Regions from separate parts of the Homo sapiens genome. Here region 2 is linked to region 1. A link is a loop called in an ENCODE intact Hi-C map of the cell type or tissue named here. Cell type or tissue: endothelial cell of umbilical vein. All regions are shown on one strand. Each heading gives the region's core, and the rest is flanking DNA. Links, peaks and the distances in the headings are about the cores only. Region 1 overlaps MYO3B (myosin IIIB). Region 2 overlaps MYO3B (myosin IIIB).

What was found. Hi-C counts contacts between places; a loop is a spot of excess contacts. Peaks named below come from ENCODE experiments on the same cell type or tissue, not always from the same donor. Only the 100,000 strongest peaks of a DNase experiment are listed, where the experiment ranks them.
Region 2: it touches region 1 in a loop (2.5-fold over the local background); 5 of 110 quality-filtered maps call a loop at or near these places.

What each region holds. Positions count from the first base shown.
Region 1 is chr2:170,404,782-170,416,059 of GRCh38, reverse strand. MYO3B (myosin IIIB) reads right to left here. Exons shown (of 35, transcript NM_138995.5): 21 at 10,427-10,515; 22 at 8,216-8,345. Among named protein-coding and RNA genes, the nearest start is that of MYO3B-AS1, 59 kb to the right of the region's middle. In endothelial cell of umbilical vein, for the core only: a CTCF peak has its summit at 6,845 (motif pointing left); a DNase peak (open chromatin) is centred at 6,839; H3K27me3 peaks cover 551 bases.
Region 2 is chr2:170,524,944-170,536,221 of GRCh38, reverse strand. The region is part of intron 30 of MYO3B (myosin IIIB); the gene reads right to left. Among named protein-coding and RNA genes, the nearest start is that of MYO3B-AS1, 180 kb to the right of the region's middle. In endothelial cell of umbilical vein, for the core only: no CTCF peak of the experiment used is centred there; a DNase peak (open chromatin) is centred at 5,791.

The DNA of each region.
Region 1 (11,278 bases), core at 3,780-8,779:
CATTTATATTGGATTAGGGGCTCACCCTAAGGACATGATTTTAAGTGGACTATCTCTGCAAATACCCTAATTCCAAATAAGGTCACATTCTGAGGTACTGGGGCTTAGGATTTCAATGTATCTTTTTTTGGAGGGAACACAATTCAACCCATAAGAAATAATTGAAAAGATGAAAGAGACTATGTTGATAAGAACAACCACATCAAGAGGAATAAACAGATATGCAGAAGACATGAGAAATACCTACAGGATCAAAATCTTTGTGGAGGTAAGAGAGGAAGGGATGCTGCGTACAAGTAGAGAGCATCTTACCTGTAAGAAGAGCAGGGATGGTTCAGAAGCCCTTAGACCAGAAGGAAGACAGATACATTGGTCATGTGGTATCTTTGTGAAAAAAATATATAGAAGGAAGATAGAGCAAACAGGAACAATGCGGGTGGATGCGTCGATTTGGCTCATCTATCTATTCATTTATTGAGCAACAATATATTGAATGCTTACTATATGCCAGATATATTTTAAGGCTTTGAGGACACAGTAATGGACAAATGAGATAAAAATTCCCTACCTTCTTGGAGCTTACATTATAGTGAAGAAAGACAGACAATAAACATGATACATAAGTAAAATGTATGTAGTATGTAAGGTGATAGTAAGTGCTAAGAAGAAAAATAAAACAGGAATGTGGATATAAAATGTTGAATAGGTTGAAATTTTAGATAGGATAGCCAGAAAAGGTAGGTTTAGAGAAAAGATCTGAATGAAGAGAAGTTAGCCATGGGTATGTCTTAGGAAAGAAAAAAAAGTTCCAGATATAGGGAACAGTAAGTGCAAAGGCACCTACATAAAACCCACAGCTAACATCATACTTAATGTTTAAAGACAGAAGGTTTTCACCTCAGGATCGGGAACAAAGCAATATGTCTCCTCTCACCACTTTTATCCAATATCATACTGGAAGTCCTAGCCAGTATAATAAGGCAAGAAAAAGAAATAAAAAGCATTAAGATTGGAAAGGAAGAAACAAAAGAGTTCTCATTCACAGACAACATGATTATCTATACAGAAAATCCCAAGGAATCTACAAAAACAAAAACAAGAAGACTTCTAGGACTAGTAAGTTTAGCAAGGTTGTGAGTGACAAAGTCAGTACACAAAAGTCATCTGTATTTCTACATATTAGCAATGAATAACTAAAATCAAAATAAAAAACCCATTTATACTAGTTCTATAAACTGAAATACTTCATTATACATCTAATAAAACATGTACAGGATCTGCATGCTGAAAACAACAAAATATTGATTAAATAAATCAAAGAAGATCCAAATAAATAGACATATCATGTTCATGGAATGGAATATTCAACATAGCAAGGTTGCTAATTCTTCCTAAATTCATCTGTAGATTTAATGCCATTCTAGTCAAAATCCCAGCAGGACTTTTTATAGATATAGACAAGCTGCATTTAAAATTTATATGGAAAGACAAAGGAGCTAGAACAGCCAAAACCATTTTGAAAAAGAAGAATAAAGTTGAAGGAATCATACTACCTGATTTTAAGATTTCCTACAGCCAGGCGTTGTGGCTCATGCCTATAATCCCCACACTTTGGGAGGCTGAGGTGGGTGGATCATGAGGTCAGGAGTTCGAGACCAGCCTGGCCAACACAGTGAAATCCCATCTCTACTAAAAATGCAAAAAATTAGCCAGGCGTGGTAGTGGGGGCCTGTAATTCCAGCTACTCAAGAGGCTGAGGCAGGAGAATTGCTTGAACCTGGGAGATGGATGTTTCAGTGAGCTGAGATCGCGCCATTGCACTCCAGCCTGGGTGACAAGAGTGAAACTCCATCTCAAGAAAAAGACTTACTATGAATCTGCAATAGTGTGGTATTGGTGAAGAGGGAGATAGTTTGATCAATGAAACAGAACCACATAAATAATAACCAATTGATTTTTGACAATGGTGCAAAAGCAATTCAATGGAGAAAGGATAGTTATTTTATTTATTTATTTTTTTGAGATGGAGTCTCGCTCTGTCACCCAGGCTTGAGTGTAGTGGCGTGATCTCGGCTCACTGCAACCTCCGCCTCCCAGGTTCATGCGATTCTCCTGCCTCAGCCTCCCAAGTAGCTGGGACTACAGGCGCCCACCACCACACCTGGCTAATTTTTTTGTATTTTTAGTAGAGTCAGGGTTTCACTATGTTAGCTAGGATGGTCTTGATCTCCTGACCTCGTGATCCACCCGCCTCGGCCTCCCAAAGTGCTGGGATTACAGGCATGAGCCACCGCACCCGGCCTAAGGATAGTTATTTCAACAAATGGTTTTGGAACAACTAGGCATAGTTATGAAGAAAAAAACCAAAACATCTTAACCTTACATTTTATACAGAAATTTACTCAAACTGGATCCTAAATCTAAATCTAGAATGTGAAAGTATTAACTGAGCACCTATTCATACACAGATATACACACAACACCGTGGGTGCACCCTGGCTCTCACTAGTCAGTCTCTAACACCCTTGTTCAAGTTTTCCTTTCTCACCCTAAAGCTGTGCTCTTCAAGAGCACAGCCCCACCACTCACGGCAGTTCAGATCAGCATCACGAGCCATCCTCTGCTCAGCAGCCTGCCATCATTTCTTCCTCCTCACAACCTCCCTCTGCCCAAAGAGGTCTTTCCTCCTTGTCCTATTCATTTAATCATCTAACTTCCACTCCCTTCTCCTTTCCAGTGCTGTAGGCCCTGGCTTAGAATGCCTCATTACTCCCAGACTGTCCAATTTTCTCTAGTCTCTACTAAAAACAAACAAACAGACACCACTCCAATAAGCCTTTCTTAGTTAAAAGAAGTCTTTCCTCATGTTTACCCATGACATTTCCCTGACATTTCCTTCTATTTTTATTTGTATGGATATAGTTGTTATATTGCTTCACTTATGGATTTGCATGCCTGTTCAGAATGTAGATTTTTTGTTCATCTTTTATACATTTTGGGATTTGGCACTATTGATCTCTGGCCATTCTAGCTGGGACTTTGTTGTGTTACTTCTAGAAATAACCTATACATAGCACCATATCTAGACAGATTCTCAATACATAATTATCTATTGACTGAGATACACTTCCCAAATTAAATAGAAAGAAGTGGGTCTCTTTGTAAGGAGGAACTCACTCCCCAGGCCTCCCTGATGGGGCTGGCTCATCAGAGCCTCCATTTCAGGAAGAGCCAGCACTATCCATGTCTGTGGCCCTGAAATTTTGTCAATTAGATTCAGCTCATCTGCTAGACCCTTTTGCTAAACTATCAGGATAGACCAACAGCCATAAGTGGAAAATGGAAACTGAGAGATGGATACCAAAAGGCGCTCTCTTAAGAGCTTAATTCATTTTGGGCATTACAGAATCAGGACTCGGAAAACTGACTGCAAGGATTTCAGCAGTGAAGGTGTTATAGTGCTTTACAGATATGACAATGTAGGGGCTCATCTTGTCTCCCCCATCCAAAAAAAGAGGAGCAAATAGAAGTCAATAAACAGATACTTTATTGTTGATTTTCACTGCAAATCAAATCCCATGGAAGAGACCTGAGTCTTCAGACAGAAGAAGGCAATGAGGGTAAAACTCAGTTCTAGGTTCTGAAGCAAAAATCAAACTTTGAGGTTCAGAGAATGTTCCCTCTGGTGCTATTCTTATTTTTCCTAGTTTCTCCCAAGTTCATAACTTCTTTAACACCCCAAACTACTATTTGGAAGTCAGAATTCATGATTCAAAGACAAAAATGAATTTTCAAGTTCTTTTTGAAACTCTGTTTCTTTCTTCCCCTGAGCCTTTTAAGCTTTTCTCTCAGTTTACTAGTTGCAAGTGGAACATTACCCAAACAGGAAAATATGCCTTGAAACCATGTTATAACATCCTTCCTTTTAATGTTTTTCTATCTAGATCATTCAGTTTGAAAAGTCTCAGCCGAAGGGTTAGAAAGCAGTGTTGCTGCTACTTCAAATTTTCACACCTAAAATCTTCAGAGGATTTCCTATCAATAGGAAGTATTACAAAGAACATTTCATCATGTCTGAAGTGGCCCATCTGCAGGCAAAAGGCTGGCTGCATAAGCATGAGAAGAGAACAGAGAGAATTCATATTGACTGTGGCTGCCTCCTTTTACCACAAGGTCACTGAGAACCTTGCAGTGAGAGTGTGCCTCTCAGGCACAGGCAGCTCCACAGCCAGATGCAGCCAGGTGTAAGCAGAAGGGGGCTGCAGAAACCTGGGAGGAGCCCTGTCTCCTGGTGACCTTGGGCCTCCTTATTCTACTCCTCATGCTTTTTAATCTCTTCAATAGTCTGGAAAGTGGGAGCTGGAAACAAGAAAATACCAACTGGATTACTCTCTATGATTTTATATTATGATTGCACATATACACACCGAGGTTGATCCTCTCAACCTTGATAAGAAATTAAATCAAGCCCCAGTAGTGTCATGCGCCATGTACATTTTGGTCAACAATGGACTGCATATAAACTGGTGGTCCTGTAACATTATCATACCATAGTTGTACTGTACCTTTTCTATGTTTAGATATGTTTAGATACACAAATACTTGGCATTGTCTTACAATTAACTACAACATTCAGTATAGTAACATACTGTACAGGTTTACAGCCCGAGAACAGTAGACTACAACATATAGCCTAGATGTATAGTAGATTATATCATTTAGGTTTGTGTAAGAACTCTATGATGTTTGTACAACGATGAAATCAACTAACGATGCATTTCTCAGAATGCATCCCCATCATTAAGCTATGCATGACTATACTTTTTTTGATATATACTAATGAAGGGAATGTTACCTGCCCAGCAACCCAGAGAGGAGGTAACTTGAAAGAACAGGAAAGTGATCCTGGGGCTGTTTTGAAAGCAAAGGACAGTGGCAATCTAGCTACCAGAAAACCTCAAGTTAACTGTCAGGAATCCTTCGATAAAGAAATTAAAGTTTTTCTTTGCATTTAAACAATTTTAATTCTAATTTTTTTTCAGAGATGGGGGGTGTCACTGTGTTGCCCAGACCGGCCTTGAACTCCTGGGCTCAAGTGATTCTCCTGCCTCAGCCTCCTGAGTAGCTGGGACTCTAGCCATGCGCTACCACATCAAGCTTTTTTTTTCTCTTTGTATTTTAAGGGGTCTTCTCTATCTTTTGGAGAAAAAAACCCAACATTACTATGACACAGAATGCACACACAAAAAAGTATGCAAAACATAAATGTACAGCATAATAAATATAATGCAAGCATACATGTAACCACCACCAAGATCAGGAGCCAGACCACTGCCAACATCTCTTAGGGGTCTTCCTAACAAACGTCTTCTCCTCTTTCAAAATTGAGGAGTCCAGCACTGGACCTCCTTTTATGCTTTGAGCTAATTGCCTCTAAGGTTTCCCAAGTTTTTTTTTTTTTTTTTTTCTTTTTTTTTGTTGAGACGGAGTCTTGCACTGTTCCCAGGCTGGAGTGCAATGGCATGGTCTTGGCTCACCGCAACCTCCACCTCCTGGGTTCAAGCAATTCTCCTGCTCCAGACTCCCTAGTAGCTGGGATTACAGGTGCCCGCCACCACACCCGGCTAATTTTTTGTATTTTTAGTAGAGACGGGGTTTCACTATGTTGGCCAGGCTGGTCTCGAACTCCTGACCTCGTGATCCACCCACCTTGTGATCCGCCTGCCTCGGCCTCCCAAAGTGCTGGGATTACAGGCGTGAGCCACCGCGCCTGGCCTCAACTTTGATCTTTTTCCTTCCTCCCTGTAGTTCATTCCTCAAAAGAGGTTTGTAAAGTAATTGACCATAATATATATGCTTACTGAACTAGTGCTCCATTTAATTTCGATAAAACAATTAAAGCAAGGAAAAATAAAAGTGACAAGAAAATGGTTTCTTATGCATTGAAAATATTAGCATATTCTTTTCCAAAGTGCCAGGATAGTGTGGGATCTTGCTTCTAGTGGGAACATCAAGATGTATAGGCACCTTCCCCTTCACGAGAGGGACATGCCTGAAACAAGCATTGGCAAAGAACAGCATAACTTATTTCTGTCCAGTGAGGTTTCCCATCTTCAAAGGCTGTAACATAATAACCCCCAAAAATATAGACTATGAACGTTTTAAAATTTAGAAAAGTAATATTCTGACATTCAACACAGGATGCACAATCATGTTAGAATCGAGGTTTGAGGGCAACTATTGTCATAAGGAGATAAATTAGTGCCCAATTCTGTATAGAAAATTCCATATAGAAAATGAAGTTAAAAGAAAGTTCTAGTTGGTGTACGGCAAAGCCGTATTACCTTTACTCCTATATTTCCCTCGTTGCCTAAAAAGTACCTTATTACTAGAAGCTGTTCTTTAAATGTTTGTTGATTGAATTCATTCCTACATAAATAATTCCAGAAAAAGAAAACACAATCATGCTTATAAGTTTTGATGTTTGTGGCTTCTTAACTATACTCAAAATGTGGAGAATCCTAAGCTATACTCAAGCTTAGGATCTCAAAGGAAATTACTATGCATAATATATAGCTCAGGAATACTGGGAAGCCTATTGGTACATCACGTTTGTGTCTAGTCTTATTTTTCACTTTTGTTTCTATCAAGTGGTGTGGAGTGTAGTTTCAAAACAAGATTCAGAAACAAGAGGAAAGCTCTTTGGGAGGGGTAAAAAAGACGCAGCGGCGGAGGTTATCTCTTTGTTCCTGTTCCTCCCGCAGTTGGGTGAATCAAGGGAGAACAGAGACCGGCTGCAGGGCCTTACTTTCTGCATAGCGCCCCCTAGTGGTCCAGGCTGTTAAATGGTTTTTATTTTGCCAAAGGTTGAAAAATCGGAAATTCCGAAGTTGTGAACAGATTTGACAAGTCGTTATTAATATTTGTGGGAGGATGTAAATGCCAGCTGAAGAGTTATTTGGATAGATTTTTTTCCCAGAGAGCATGTCCCCTATCAATAATGGCTGTCTCTTCACCTCTGTGCTGAAGTCGCCTGATGAGGAGTCTACATCCCTGGGTCTCTGGTAAGGAAACACCAGATAGCCCTTTCCACACCTGCCCCGAGCTCCTGGGATTCCATATTGAATTAAACCCCGGCTGCTCCAAGGAAGGTCTGGAATGGAAGCTGGAGGGCAGCCTTCTGATGGGCACTGCTACTAGTTCTGTTTACAGGAGCATGTCTGAAAAAAGAGCCGGATTTCAACTTTCCTTCCAAGTTAAGATGAAGCAAAGGCTGTAGACTGTGGCTTTTTTTTTTTTCTTAGCCAGGCTTTTCATTCCTCTGCAAGCTGCTAAAAATCAGACCTGGCAGCCAGTTAAGAGGGATGTGGGAAGAAAAGAAGAGGAAATAGTGAACAATGAACAGTGATAAAAAGGTTTCTCTTCCTCTTTTTCTTAAAAGCATGCCCACTGCTATTTCCAGACCTAGCCTAAAAAACACAAAGCCCTTGAGAGTAGAGCTGTGAGAAGGCTGAGTTGGCCGCCCAGCTAAAAGCAGCAGAATCCCAGGTACATTCTAAAAGGTTGACTCAATTAGAATCCATTTGGAAAAACAGTTAAGACCTGGAAGTTCTGTTCTTTGGCCCTAGTTTCCTGCTTTTTTGGCATGAGGACTGACAGCAATTAAACAGAAGGTAACTGTAAGTAGGCAAAGGCCACATACATAGGTGATGGACCTGTTCCAAATTGGTTAGGAGAGAGGTAGGGTGGGGTCATAACTGGGTAGAAATTGGACCAAGGTGATCTTTGAGGATCCCCTGAACTCTGATTCAACACACTCCTTTAACTTGGAATGACACACAAGTAGAAATAATCTTCCTGATAAGTTTTGGTAAACTGAGACTATCCTAGATTGCTTAGCATGAATTAATGATATCGTATGGCTTTATAAAGGGAAGAATGAAAAGAAGGACAAGAAAGTCTAAGAGTTGATGTTATGGATAGTGTATGTATGTTTATGTGTGCAGCTACACGTGTCTGTGTACACACGGATGCTGCACAATTCAATTACAAAAGAAACAAACATTTTCCTTTTCTTGAATTTAGACCCTTACTCCTGCTTAAAGAAGTTCAATGTTAGCGGTGCAGCCCTGGCAGTATTCAGACACTAACTGGAAAATTTCACCTGGTCTTGCAAAAGCTTTAAGAGCAGGGCTATCAGAGGGTTCCCAAGTACCTGTTTTGGTCAGAGGGATTGAGAAGAGCTGCTGAAGAAGCTTGTTTTCTGACGTTCTCAGGACCACAACCACATCGGCAGGGAGAGTGTCTCTATTTTTCTCAAGAACCCCAGAAGCATCATATAATACCTGTAACATGAATAGCAAACGGCAAATTAGCCAAGTCAACTGTCCGTCATTGGTGACACTGGCAACTTGCCTAACCAGTTGTTAATCAACCTCTATATAGAACTCATCTTTACATAGCTTTCATATCCAGAGCACCAGATAAAGGGAATAATTATGATGTTGACAGACCAGTTTATCTTAACTTATTGTCTAGTTGCTTTGGTTTTTGTTTTTTATGGGTTTTCTTTTGTTGTTGTTTTGTTTTTTTCTTTCTTGAGATGGAGTCTTACTCTGTCACCCAGGCCGGAGTGCAGTGGCATGATCTTGGCTCACTGCAACCTCCGCCTCCCGGGTTCAAGTGATTCTCCTGCCTCAGCCTCCCGAGTAGCTGGGACCACAGGTACATGTCACCACGCCCAGATAATTTTTTGTATTTTTAGCAGAGATGGGGTTTCACTGTGTTAGCCAGGATGGTCTTGATCTCCTGACCTCGTGATCCACCCGCCTCGGCCTCCCAAAGTGCTGGGATTACAGGTGTTAGCCACCGCACCTGGCCTGTCTAGTTGCTTTTTGAAGACTACTATCAAAGATAAATCACATCAGAATAATTATTAAAATATATTAGATACCATGTGCAAAGCATCCATCCTATGAGGTAAACACTATTATTATCTCCATTTTACTGGTAGGCAGGCAGAGACTTAGGAAGAGGCTGAGTAATGTGCCCACGGTCACACATTTCACAAGTGGTAGGTAGGTATCAAAACTCAGGCAGTTTGACTCTATGCTCACAACCACTTTAAGTACTCTCACTGCCTCCCTAGGTCCTCATGAGATCTGAGTGATCACTCAAGGATGCTGAGTAGTTCTTGGTTCTCAGAACAGAGGGGATCCAGTTCAGATAAATTTTAAGGAACACCCTCAGAGAATTCCTTCTCTACAAATAAGCTTTGAATGGCAAATGGATGCAGCAAAGGACACAGAGGCCAGAAAAAATAAAAATAAAAAAAGTTTTTCCCCTAAAATCAAGAAAGGAAAATAGTAAGAGTCAAGAAGACGGGTGGGTAGGACATAGTTATAAAAGGACAGAGAGGTGAGAAGAGGAGGACAGGAATGGGAGGCAGAAAAGAGGAATGGGGAGGGGAATCAGGGTAGATGCTGGTATTTCAGACTCTGAGGAGGACCTTAATATGCTAAGGTAAATAAAATATTTAAGGGCAAAAACTGAATTGCAATGTCTAACAAAGATCCAAAATAGATACCATAAAGTACTATGTGGAGAGAAAAATAATCCCCTTCCCTTGTACTAGAATTTCCCAACATCCAGTTAGGAAAATCAGTTCCAATGCCATGATGTGAATATGAATGACAATTTCAATACATCTGAAATTAATAAAATAATCAAAAATGTCTTTTATTGAACTCCTACCAATTTTCTGGACCTACAGCCTCAGCAGAGCCCAGAGGAACCAATCAGCCATAATTCAAATGGCTCCTTTGGGAGTAACATAAGCAAGGAACTTGTGGTTATGGGATAGGGAATTTCCTGAATCAGTCACTAATCTGCTTCAGGAACTTGAAATTGAGACTGAGGCATAATGTATGAAAAGTGGACATTTCAGTTAAGTTGTAAAAGCTTAACATCTGGATAATAATGTGAATTTTTTTTTCTTTTCATCTGGACATTTTGGGGCCCTTAGACATATGATTAAAGTACTAAAAATTGAGTCCCACTGTGATATTAACCTTCCTGCATTACCTACATGTCTCCAAATGACTTTAGAATGTGAACATTTACTGCTAAACACCGCAAAAAGCTGTAATGTGTTTTCTCTCTGGAGAGCTGTCAGTTCTAGGCCAAACCTCAGGTGAGAAGCAGATGGCAACACTGTGGGCCACCCCAGTGAGAAATTGCTTCTATGCCAGGGGCAACTTTCTGTGAGTGGCACCACTGAGAAACTTTAAGAATTATGATTAGGTATTCAGGAAGAATTAAAATGGGAAAGAAATCTGTAAGCAATTTCATGAGCAGCACAGACAGGGTAATACAGACACTTACCCTTTGCCAAATTCAGGTCTAATAACTGTCACACTGGCCTCACCTTTCCAGCATAATGCTGAATGCCAAAGCACAGTTCCACTCCTTTGGGCCTCCAGAAGTATTTGCATCGTAGATTATCTTCAAATTTATCTGTGTGGATTTTTATGTTGGAGAGTTACAATGTGAATTATTTCCTCTTTCAAACAAAAACTTGTTCCTCAAGCCATGAATGACTCAGAATAAGGGCTTTCAGAATAAGGCCTTGATATTAACAAGGGTGGAGAAAGATCACCGATATGATGGGCATTTATCATTATATCCTTGCTTAGTTGTGTAGCATTGTCTTAATGTCAGGCTGTGCTCTAAGATCGTATATTCTCCTGCTGTTTCTAAGAACTCCTAGCATGGACACTGATGACACCAGAGGCCCTGCCAGTTAGTTTTAGAACCTGGTTTAAACTCATCTGGACAACTTGTGACAATGTTATATATAAAAGAAAACCACTGAGGGTTATAATTTCAACTCATAAAAGTGAATCTCTGCCACAAATCAATTTTCCAGCTGGGGAAAAGGCTTGAAACTTTTTGTTCCTCCTTTAACACACGATCTTTGCTATTGTGGTTGAAAGCTTACTAAGTATGAGAAACTGCTAAGCACTAAAGGCACATAAAGACTGAGGCTTCATTGCCCCAAGCACCTCGCAATCTAAGTGAGGAACAAAGGTTGTGAAAAACACTGAAGATTCAAGAATAGGGTACAGAATAGAGGGCCTTTGATGTCAGGACGAGGTGCCCTATATTCATCCTGTAGATAATAGTAACCTAATGAGAAGGTGGCTTTAGAAAGACTAAACTAGCTGGGATGTCCAGGGTAGATGGGGCAGGTAGGAGCCTGGAAGTCAGGAGACTGGAA
Region 2 (11,278 bases), core at 3,011-8,010, 120 kb before region 1:
CAAATCCCACTGAGCCCTTTAAATGTGATCATATTTGTTTGCCTCATTGCTTTTCCCCAACCGTGAGCCCATACAGTCTTAATTTGCCAGTCCTTGCATTCTCATTTGTTTTCTTTTCCCTCCTTCACTACTTTACTGCAGGCAGCTGTCACTGTGTAAAAGTCTAAGGTAGGAGCAGAAGGCTTTTCTTCATTCTGCTGAGAATGCTTGCTTTATTGGAAAAAAGGACACTCAACTGACAGCTGCCCATAAAGCTTATTTCAGTTATTTGTCAGCAACCAAGGGAGCTGAGAGAAAGTTCAGGGATAAAACAAGAGACGCAGTAGTGGAGAAGGGTATTGTGATCTGAAGGGATACAGAGCCGTGGGCTGAGGGCCACAGCATGGCTAGAACAGCTGAGCTTTATGTGAGCTCAGGTGGAATTTGTGGTGTGGCCTGGGTGACGGTGATGGAAGCAGCTTCCTTTCCATCAGGCACTGTGCTGAGGACTTGGCTAGACTATCCATTTCATCCCATGACAGTGCTAGCAGCAGAGGTCCCCCAGTGTTCCCAATTCACAGACCAGGAAACCCAAGCTTGGGCTATTTGAGTAACATAGGTCATAACCAGATACAAATCCTGATCTGGTTGACCCGGAGCCCATGCTCTCAGCCTCAGCATAATTTTGTTACTGGACTCTTCCAGATAATCACACAATTCTATTAAGGATCTTAATGAATGATACCTGGGGCTACTAACATTCAGTTCTAGAAAATTTGCTAGGAGGCAGATTAAATGAAGCCCAATGATATCTGGAGGTATAAACCCTGGCCTGACCTTCTATTTATCTTGTGTCTATGGACTATTACTAAGATTATACACACTCGTACCACACTGAAGGCTCTAATCTGGTGCAAGTCTCCTTGAGATTCTGTATAAGAACAATGTGTATGACACATGCAATATAAGGTCTTCTACAGGCTCCCAGACATCAGTCATTCGGCTCCCAAGTCTTTACCGAGCACCTTTAAATTTGTCTCCTACTATTGTAAGTACTGGGGATACAGCAGAGGAGATCCAATAGTCCTCTGCTCATGAACCTACATTCAAGTAGCAGACACAAATTGAAACAGAAAAGTAACTATGTAGCATATTAAATACAAGTAAGTGCCAAAGAGGAAAGTTAAAGCAGGGAAGGGGGATAGAAAGTATTGGAGGCAGGGTCTGCAATTTTAGATTGAGTGGCTACAGAAAGTGACATTTGAATAAAGACCTTAATAAATAAGTAGGAATTGATATCCCTGAATACGGTTTCAAAAGTCCTTAAAGGGCAAAAAACACTATGTGTTATGGCACGTAGAGGTTAGAGGAATGCTATAAACACTTGGTAGATTTAGCAATATATTTCATGAAATACAGTCAGGCTATATGCGTACATATTCATGATATATTAGTTCTAAAACACTTGAACTAGAGTTGTTAGATAAAATACAGGACACTGAGGCTGGGTGTGGGTGGCTCATGCCTGTACTCCTAGCACTTTGGGAGGCCAAGATGAGAGGACTGCTTAAGCTCAAAAGTTCAAGACCAGCCTGGGCAACACAGTGAGACCTTGTTTCTACAAAAAAATTTAGTCAGGCGTGGTGGCGCACATCTGTAGTCCCAGCTACTTCGGTGGCTAAAATGGGAGGATCACTTAAGCCCAGAAGGCTGAGGTTACAGTAAGCCAAGATCATTCCACTGCACTCCAGCCTGGGTGACAGAGTGAGGCCCTGTCTCAACAAACAAACAAACAAAAAAACAGGACACCCAGTTGAATTTGAACTCCAGACTAACAACAAACATATCTCAGAGATACTGTGGGTTTTGTTCTAGACTTCCTCAATAAAGCAAATATCACAATAAAGTGAGTCACACACATTTTTTGGCTTCCCAGTGCATATAATTTTTACACTATTATCTATTAAGTGTGCAACAGCCTTATGTCTAAAAAATGTACATACCTTAATTTCAAAATATGGCTAAAAAATTCTGACATAGAGACATGAAGTAAGCACATGCTGTTAGAGAAATGGCAAAAACAGACTTGCTCAACACAGGGTGGCACAAACCTTCAGTTCGTAAAAAACACAACATCTGTGAAGTGTAATGAAGCAAAAGGGAATAAAACAAGGTATGTTTGTAATTATTTAGTAAAAGTATTTTCAAATACTTAACGGGACATACTTAAGCAAAAAAGACTATTTGTTGTTTATAGAAAATTCAAATCTAAGTGGGTATCTTGCATTTTTATTTGCCAAATATGGCAACTCTAACTTGGGCAAATCACCTCTCCCCTTCTTCATCAGCAAAATATAAATAAAAACTCTTGCCTGAGCTAAGGAAAAAATGATTGCATTTGTTCTCCTGGGCAGAACAAAATAAACACACAAGACAAGGTTTTAAAATAATTAAATTAAAGATGCATATATAGTCAGAAGTTAGAAATAAAACACATACTTAACAATGTGGTTACTTATTGTTTATGATTTTGCACATCTGAAAGACAAATCCGTAAACATGGAAACTTCAAGGGAGAATAGTAATGATGAGGTATCTGTGTGGCTGCCTTTCTAGAATCTGTGCTTTTCCTTCGGCTGGAGTCTTAAAGTAACTTGTGGGTTGAGCTACTTTTGAGTTACAGTTCTAGCAGTTTAAGACTGAATTAGGCCAAGGCATAGACTTGTAGAGAAAAAGGAAACTTCAGAGACCATTTATTACACCCTTTTCATGCTGTAACTGGAGGATGTTCTTTTCACCACTGCACACCCCCCCCCCACCCCCACAAAAGATAATATTTAACCCAGTTTTCCTCTTTTAATTCTGAAAGTAGTACTTAGTCCAGGGAAGGAGAAGTAAGAAGTGCTAAAATGAAGTGCATGACACACATGGCACTAAATGATGGGGCCCAAGGACAGGTGAGGGAGGGGGCGTGAGAGGAGGGACGGACATTTTCAGAAACTTTTACAAACGAAAAGCCTAAACAAGATTGTGTGCAGTGAGTGCTGACTAGTCAGCAATGTCACAGCCGAGAAGCTTGAGGACCATCACTGAGCACGGCAATGATGACGTGGAATAGACTTTTAGGTGTGAATGGAGAAAGATCAGGAGTCTAAAGAGAAAGTGGCTGATGAACTGCCCTGTCTAAAGGGCAAGAAGTGGCACTGACTTGTTTATTGCAACTTTTTATTTTGATTTAATTATATTAATAGAAAAGATGCAAGAATAGTATAAGGAATCCTATATATTCCTCAGCAGACTTACATATTTGCTTTGTCCTCTCTCTGTCTCTGTATTGATATATACACATACAAACATGCATAATTTTTTTCTGAACCATTTGAGAGTCAGTTACAAACCTGATACTCTTTTTTTTTTTTTTTTTTTGAGACAGAGTTTCACTCTTGTTGCCCAGACTGGAGTGCAATGGCTCAATCTTGGCTCACCGCAACCCCCACCTCCCAGGTTCAAGTGATTCTCCTGCCTCAGCCTCCCGAGTAGCTGGGATTACAGGCATCTGCCACCATGCCTGACTAATTTTTTTTGTAGTTTTAGTAGAGATGGGGTTTCACGATGTTGGTCAGGCTGGTCTCGAACTCCTGACCCCAGGTGATCCGCCCACCTTGGCCTCCCAAAGTGCTAGGATTACAGGCATGAGCCACTGCGCCCAGCCTACCTGATACTCTTTTATCCCTAAATACTTCAGTGTGTGTATTTTCAAAAAGGAAGGGCATTTTCTTATATGACCAGAATACAATGATCAAAATCAGAATTTAATATGACACTATTTTCCAATCTACAGATTGTATTCAGATTTTTCCAAATGTCTCAATGGCATCTTCTATAGCAAAATAAATTCCTAGATCATCTATTGCATTCAGAGGTAACGTTCTTTTAGTTCCCTTTCATCTGGAATAGTTTCTCAGTCTTCTGTCATGTTTCATTTTGGAGCCTACAGGCCGGTCATTTTGTAAAGGCTCCCTCTATTTGGACTTGTCTGCTGTTTCCTCGTGATTAAATTCAGGTTATGCACATTTGGCAAGAAATCCACAAAAGTGATGTTGTCTTCTTCTCAATACATCATAACAGGAGGCACATGCTGTCAGTTTGTTCAATTACTGGTGATGCTAACTTTCATCACTTGGGTTAAGGTGGTTTCTGCCAGGTTTCTTCACTGTCCTTTTGTAATTAATAAGTTTCTTATGGGGACTTACTCTGAGACTATGCAAATAGTTTATTACTCCTCAAACTTTCACATAGTAGTGTTAGCATCCATTCATAATTATTGCCTGAAACAATTATTTTTGCAGTTGCCAAATGATGATTTTCTGTTTTCTTAATTTCATCTACCTTTATTATTTCATATTTTATTGTAAGTCAGAGCTCAGCCTCTTCTCTTCCTTCCTTCCTTCCTTCCATCCATCCACATGGACTCATGATATCTTATTTTATTCAATGGATTATACTCTTTTGTCATCATTTACTTTGATACTCATAGTTTGGCACTGGATGATTTTAAAGGGTTGGGAGTAACAGACTTCAAAATGAGTACAAAATGCATAATACTAAGGATGACTTAAAGTGGATGCCTCAGAGATAACAACAACTCCTCTAATCACTACAATTTGTGAGTGCTTTTTATGCATCAAATGAGATGCTACATACTTTGTATATGTTACCTCATTTAACTTTCATGTCTTGGTGAGGTAGATATTGTGCTATTTGATCTTCCACTTAAAGATGAGGAAACTGAAGCCTTGAGAAAATAAGTGCGTTTATGAAGTTCTTACCCTGTAGTAGCAGGTCTAGTGGACTCTAGGGCCCTTGTTGTCAACCACAAGACAATCCCACAAGTAGGTGTAGAAAACCCCCAGGAAAGAATAAGGCTTTAAAAGCTGGGTTACACTATTCCTGAGGGTAGCTAGACACTTTTTCCAGGACCTACAGAGAAATCTGAACTTTTTGCATTTTTACAAATGGGGCATTTGGAAACTGTCTACATGTCTGTCATCACTCCAGGTACTTCCCTAACCTGCTTTGTGGAAACCATCCTACCTGCCTGAAATCCTGTAAGGAAAGCATAAAGAAAGAGATCATCTGTGTCAATGTCAGCAGACACAGATCCAGAAAGGCATGACTTGGTTGTGTCGCCCAGGGAAACATTCCTATGGGTCAAGATAAGACAAGTGAAAGCCATGTTGGGGTGGAGGAGAGGGAGGGGGAGAGGACTAAGGGAACAGTAGAGCAGAGAAATTCACTATCTATCCAATTCTTTAGATCCCAGGTGAAGACAAGGCTGTGGCTTCCACTGTTTGCCCTCCCTGCAGGCTAATATACTAAATCTTTCTTCTGGCAACAATGCCCCTTCCACCTTCACCACACCACCACTTTTAATATGAAGTTTCAGATTCTGAGAATGAGCTTAGGTGAAAGGATGCTTCATGCTAGTAAAAATAATTTAAACAACTGCCCTCCCTTGGAGAAAAAAGCACAGTTGGATCTGAGAATAACATCCTTGCTCTCCCAGGAGGAACAAACTAAAAATAAAAGTCAACAAGGTGCTTCCTGCCAGTCAGTAAATCCAATAAGCAAAGACGATGCCTCAACCTGGCGCTGGGTAGTTAACAGCTAGCCTGACTCCCTGCACCCGAGAGCGGCCATGTGGTTCTCAGAGCTAACAGCTGCCAAGCAGAACCCCTCAGATTAACCCATAGGTGGTGTTGAACCACTTCCCATTAAGATATTTGCAAAGCAAACAAAAATGATAGCCCCACTCTGAGTCCTGGGAGCTGGCCAGGAGCACTGGCTGTTCTTGTTGACACAAAGAGCTCTCCCGGGAGGGTCTGGATCAGAGCGAGGAAGGCCACTCCCACCTGCGTCTCCAGACTGTGTTGATCTTAGGCCATTAGAATTTTGGTATCAGGGACTGTTTATTATCTAATTTCCCAAGCACAGCAGTCGCTAGAGCTCTGTTTCACGAGAGCTCTCTATTGCTCTCTGTCTTCCCCACCTACACCATTCAGATAAAAAGAACAAATTCACCCCTCCTCCTGTTTTGTCTATTCATCAAGGAGACAAGTCTGAGAAGTTACTAAGATGCACACGGAGATGTTGTGGCATTACTACTGTTAACAGCTTTTAATGGCAAATACTCCAGTTTCTTCTTAATTTAAGGTGACCAGGGCGATGCTAGTGGAAAATATATTGGCATATTTGTTTTTTATAGTGAGGAACAAGCTGCTATTTAATTCACAAAATATACTTGGAACTGAAACACCATTATGTTTTCCTTATAACCCAGTGAAGAAAGTGAAGTTAATAAAATTGTGAAAATGTACAAAGTTAATCTTCTTTCAACATGTAGGATTATAATCTAGGTTTCATTATGTGTTGATAATGAAGCACTCTTATATAAAGTTCATTTTTACAAAATTTTGTTTCCTGCAATATTTTCCACTTGAGTCCATTTTCCTTTCTCAAACTTTTCAAAATAGGCTCAATATGTAAAGGTCTTTTGGGCAGAAACTCATTCTGAGCGGGAATATAATAAAGAGCTTGATGAGGATACAACGTAGGTACCAGCAATGTGCTGAATTTCTATGGGTAATGCAGGAAGGGGATGAGGGATGGAGAAATGGTTAGAGATCAGATTTTCTTATTATTTGAAATTGTCTTTTGGATCAGAAACCAGAACTTTAGAGACGTAGATATAAATAGTATAAGGAGAGAGACAAGAAGAAAGAAAAAAAAGGAAGAAGGAAGGGAGGGAGGGAGAGAAGGAGGACAGAAGGGAAGGAAGGAAAGGAGAGGTCTAAGGGAGACTGAAATTTTTTTTTTTTTTAACTTTTATTTTAGGTCCAGGAGTACATGCTCCGGTTTGTTATATAGGTAAACTTGTGTCATGGGGGTTTGTTGTACAGATGATTCCATCACCCAGGTACTAAGCTTAATACCCAATAATCATTTTCTCTGCTCCTCCTCCTCCTCCCGACCTCTAACCTCAAGTAGGTTCCAGTGTCTGTTGTTCTCCTCTTCGTGTCCATGTGTGAGAGACTGAGAGTTCTTTAGAAAAAGTAGAGGCATTATCATGCTAAAAATATCATACTAAAAAATTGACTTTTTATAAGAAAGAAGAGAGCTATCAGGTGAAATTAAACAGCAATTTTTTGGAATCTTGAGTACATGATTCAGTTTTAGATGAAGTTTATTCAAACGAAATTAAAATGGGTTTGAAAATGTTCAAGTTTTCCAGAGAGCACGTGAGCCTAACCTTGCTAGTCAACTTTGTAGAGCAACATTGTTGACAGCAAGTCTGTTTAGGGATAGATTAATGTAAACATAAACGTTCATGTCCACAGGTGATCACATTGAAGGCCTTGATGGGGATGATGATGTGACTTCAGCTATATAGAAGAAATGTTAAAAAACTGAAAATTGGTTCCCATGCCAAACCGTCCATCGTCGTCTGATGCATTGGGCACAAAAATATTTGCCTTGAGGCTGGGCACAGTTTCTCATGCATGCAATCTCAGCACTTTGGGAAGCTGAGGCAGGTGGATCACTTGAGGTCAAGAGATTGAGACCATCCTGGCCAACATGGTGAAACTCCGTCTCTATCAAAAATACAAAAATTAGCTGGTCATGGTGGTGCACAGCTATAGTCCCAGCTAGTCAGGAGGCTGAGGCAGGAGAATCGGTTAAACCCGGGAGGCAGAGGTTGCAGTGAGCTGAGATTGCGCCACTGCACTCCGGTCTGGCGATAGAGCGAAACTCCATCTCAAAAAAAATAAAATAAAATTTTGCCTTGAAGTGTGGATCACATGGCAGGCATGGGATATAAGAAAACCCAAGTCAAACATGCATTCTAACATCATATCTGCTGAAGTCCACCACATCCTAGTTCCTAGCAACTGACCCTCAATTTGAGATATTAACCATAGGCAGCTACCAGCCAATAAGTGAGCTTCCTAAAGAAAACACAGAAACATCTTCCCAAACTTGGAGCTTATTTTTGAGTTAGGAAGGTAGATGCATCACAGAAAAATGACATGGTGTTAATAGAATCTCCCTTCACTTGTTTAATTAGGATTTTCGACTTTTTGAGAAAGCTAGCTCCTTTATCAACTAACTAGGATGCTCAAATCAAACTCAAGGTAAATAGGAAGCATTTCTAGAGAACAAAGTAATTAAATTTAGCTTTGGACCTCACAGAAATAAAAACTCAAGGAGCACATATTCATTTGTCCATTCATCAATTATTTCATTTTATGCCAGTTATGGCCAAAGATTCTAAATTCTGGATTCTGTGAGTGCTACAGAAATGAGTGACAGTTTCAGCCCTAAAGTTTATTATCTCATGTGGGATACAGTAATAAGAGCTAACATTTTTGTCCACTTAACTACGTACTAGGTAGTCATCTAAACGTTTCCTATGGTTTATTCTCACAATGGCGGCATGAGGTAAGTACCATTATTAGAAACACACTTGCCCAAGGTCATTGAGGTAGTTGGACACAAACCTGGGCCAGAACAGAGGCAGTTTGGCTCCAGGGTCTGTAGCTGAATCGTTTCCTCTACCTAGATGGTGCTCTGCAGACAGCGGGAGAGAATCAAACTCGGATGCTGGCAGGCCAAGCCATGAATTAGGCAGGCGGTTAAGTAGGGATCTGTGAAAGATAGCTCCTGCTCACTTCCAGCAGTTTGCTGCCAGATACTCAGGTTTTTTAAGAGCTATCAGAAGTCCGAATGACATGAAATCTATTTTTATGTGTTAGAATCTAATTTTAAAAATTTAACAACATTCAGGCCAAACAAAACATGTCTGTAGACTATATTCTACCCAAACACTATGGGTTTACATCTTTTGACCTATAGAACAACAAAACATTTTGTGTACTTTTGAAGACCTCCCATATCTTGGTGCCTTATTCCCTGTAATAGTTCTTCCTGCCTCATACCACCCCCATCCTACCCTCTGCCTTCTTCTCACTGGACCTCTCACCTTCCAAGAATGGCTCTGCATATCCTGCCTCTGGCTATGGCCCACTCTTGTTTCTCCTGCCTGGGATGCTCTTCTCTTGCCCTTGTCTGTATGTCACACGAATGAGACCTTGAAGGATGAGTAAAACATCAGCAGGTAAAGACAGGACTGGCAAGGGAATTCTATTCAGATGGAATAGCGTGAACAGATATACAGAATATGAAAACAAAAGACATGTTGAAAACCACCAAAGAGTTCCAACTATTTTAAAAGAGGCCTCTGGTCCTTGGAATCTGTTCTTAGAAAGAGACTGTTGGCATTCTTGACATACAGAAATCTTCTAAAAGGACTCTTTGCATAAGGATCACTGATGATTTAGGGTTTGTTGAAATAGTTCAGATAAATATTTATGTACGGCCATAAGCAAGTCCCCAAGGAAAAATATAACTCAAAACAGATTTCTCCTTGAAGCTTCTTTCAGCTGGTGATAAGGTTTCTGCCTTCAAAAAGGTTTTGAAAATACACGTGACCAATTAATATTTTAAAAATCTAGAAAGTCTAAGAAAGCTCTAGCAATCAACTAAGCTCTGAATGTTATTATTTGAGGGTATGATAATGTCATGCTGGCAATGTTGGTAAGGGTGACTCCTGAACCCAAAGTCAATCTCAGATTCATTCCTGAGATAGGAGCCAGGAATACAAGAAAATAAAATTTGTCTCTAAAGTTAAAGCAGAGAGTGAGCATTGTTCAAAGTTTCTAAGGTGATGGAAACCTCAATGCTTATTTTAGTCTACAATTCTAGAGCTAAGTCAAAGTCTTGATCCTTCATATGAGTTTAACTTTACAGAAAACTTTTCCATACTAATATTACTACTATTATTGCTGCTACTTCTATCACCATGACCCACAACAGCTTGCCATAATCTCTTATTGAGTATTCATTACATGTCTAGAACTGTGCTAGTTCCTTTGCTTTGATTATCTCCAGTCCTCCCAATTATTCCCTTTTTGCAGTCTAGGATACTGAGGTTCAGAGAGAGGAAGGAACTTGTCCAATGTCTCATAGCTCGTAAGTAATTCAACTAGGATTCAAACCCAGGTCTGTCACCAAAGCTCATCATTTTTCTACCCAAATGAGACAATACATACAGTGTTTACCACATCTTAAGCACTTGATCAGAGAAGGCTACTATTCCTACCACCACTCCCACATCATGCTGCCATTTTCCCTCTGGTTTCATGTGGGGTCCTCTAACGTGTTAGTGCACTAACTTGACCACACTGGTAGGAAATTTGCTGGAGGATTTGTTCTGTTCAACAGTCTTAGAACTGCCATGTATTTCTGCCGTGACCCCTCACACACAATGTTCGTCAAGATATGTGACAATCTGTACTTCACAGCCCACATGAAAATCTGGCCCACAGTCGGCCCTGCTGACTGGGAGGCTGTTTCTCTGGCTCATCAATTCTGAGGTCAGCCCAATTGGCTCCAAGCCCCAGAGCTGCAAGGATGACACACAGGAGAAATATGCACTTGTTTTCCCCTTGTGAGGTGCCAGTTCTCCTTGAGCTGCCTGAGTCACGGAGGTTCCCATCACTCTGAATCTGAATCCTCATTGAAGGGCCCATAACGAAGCAGCTTCACTGGGGGTGTGTTACAAGCCGTCTTGTGAAAACATTTGCACCAGCATTATCAATCTCCTGCCTCTTCATATGAGTTCCTTTTACACAAAAACAGGCTAGCTGTGCTAAAGAATGTCACATAAAAGCCTTGTGAGAGCTTTGCCATATGCAGGCCAAATTAAATTAAGGGGCATAATCCTCACCATTGTATTTATCAGCATTAAAATGGGGGATTACCATCATGGGAACAAAGCCCCACAACATAAAAGACTATTTCCATTTTGGCATTCACTGTACACAGTTACAGGCTCACATAGGAAGTGAAGCAGAGAAGCATCAACCCAACCACTCACTTTTACTTTCAACTTGAGGTTTCCTTCTCTCCAGCCAAGTTAACTCTGTCCCATCATGCACAGATGGGAGCACCTTTCCCATGAGGCTTTAGGCTTTCTCCCAAGAACTGGGTGCTGGAATTTTCTTCATCAATCACAGGGTGACAGTTATAACAAGTAGGGTGTATTTCTCAGTGGGTGGTGATTTAAGATTTAAACAATGACAGGTATAGAGACAACGTGGGTAGAGAGAAAAAGCCTTGGACTAATTATCTGAGACCTGGAGCCTTGAGAGGCAGTAGAATGTACCAGTTAAAAAATGAG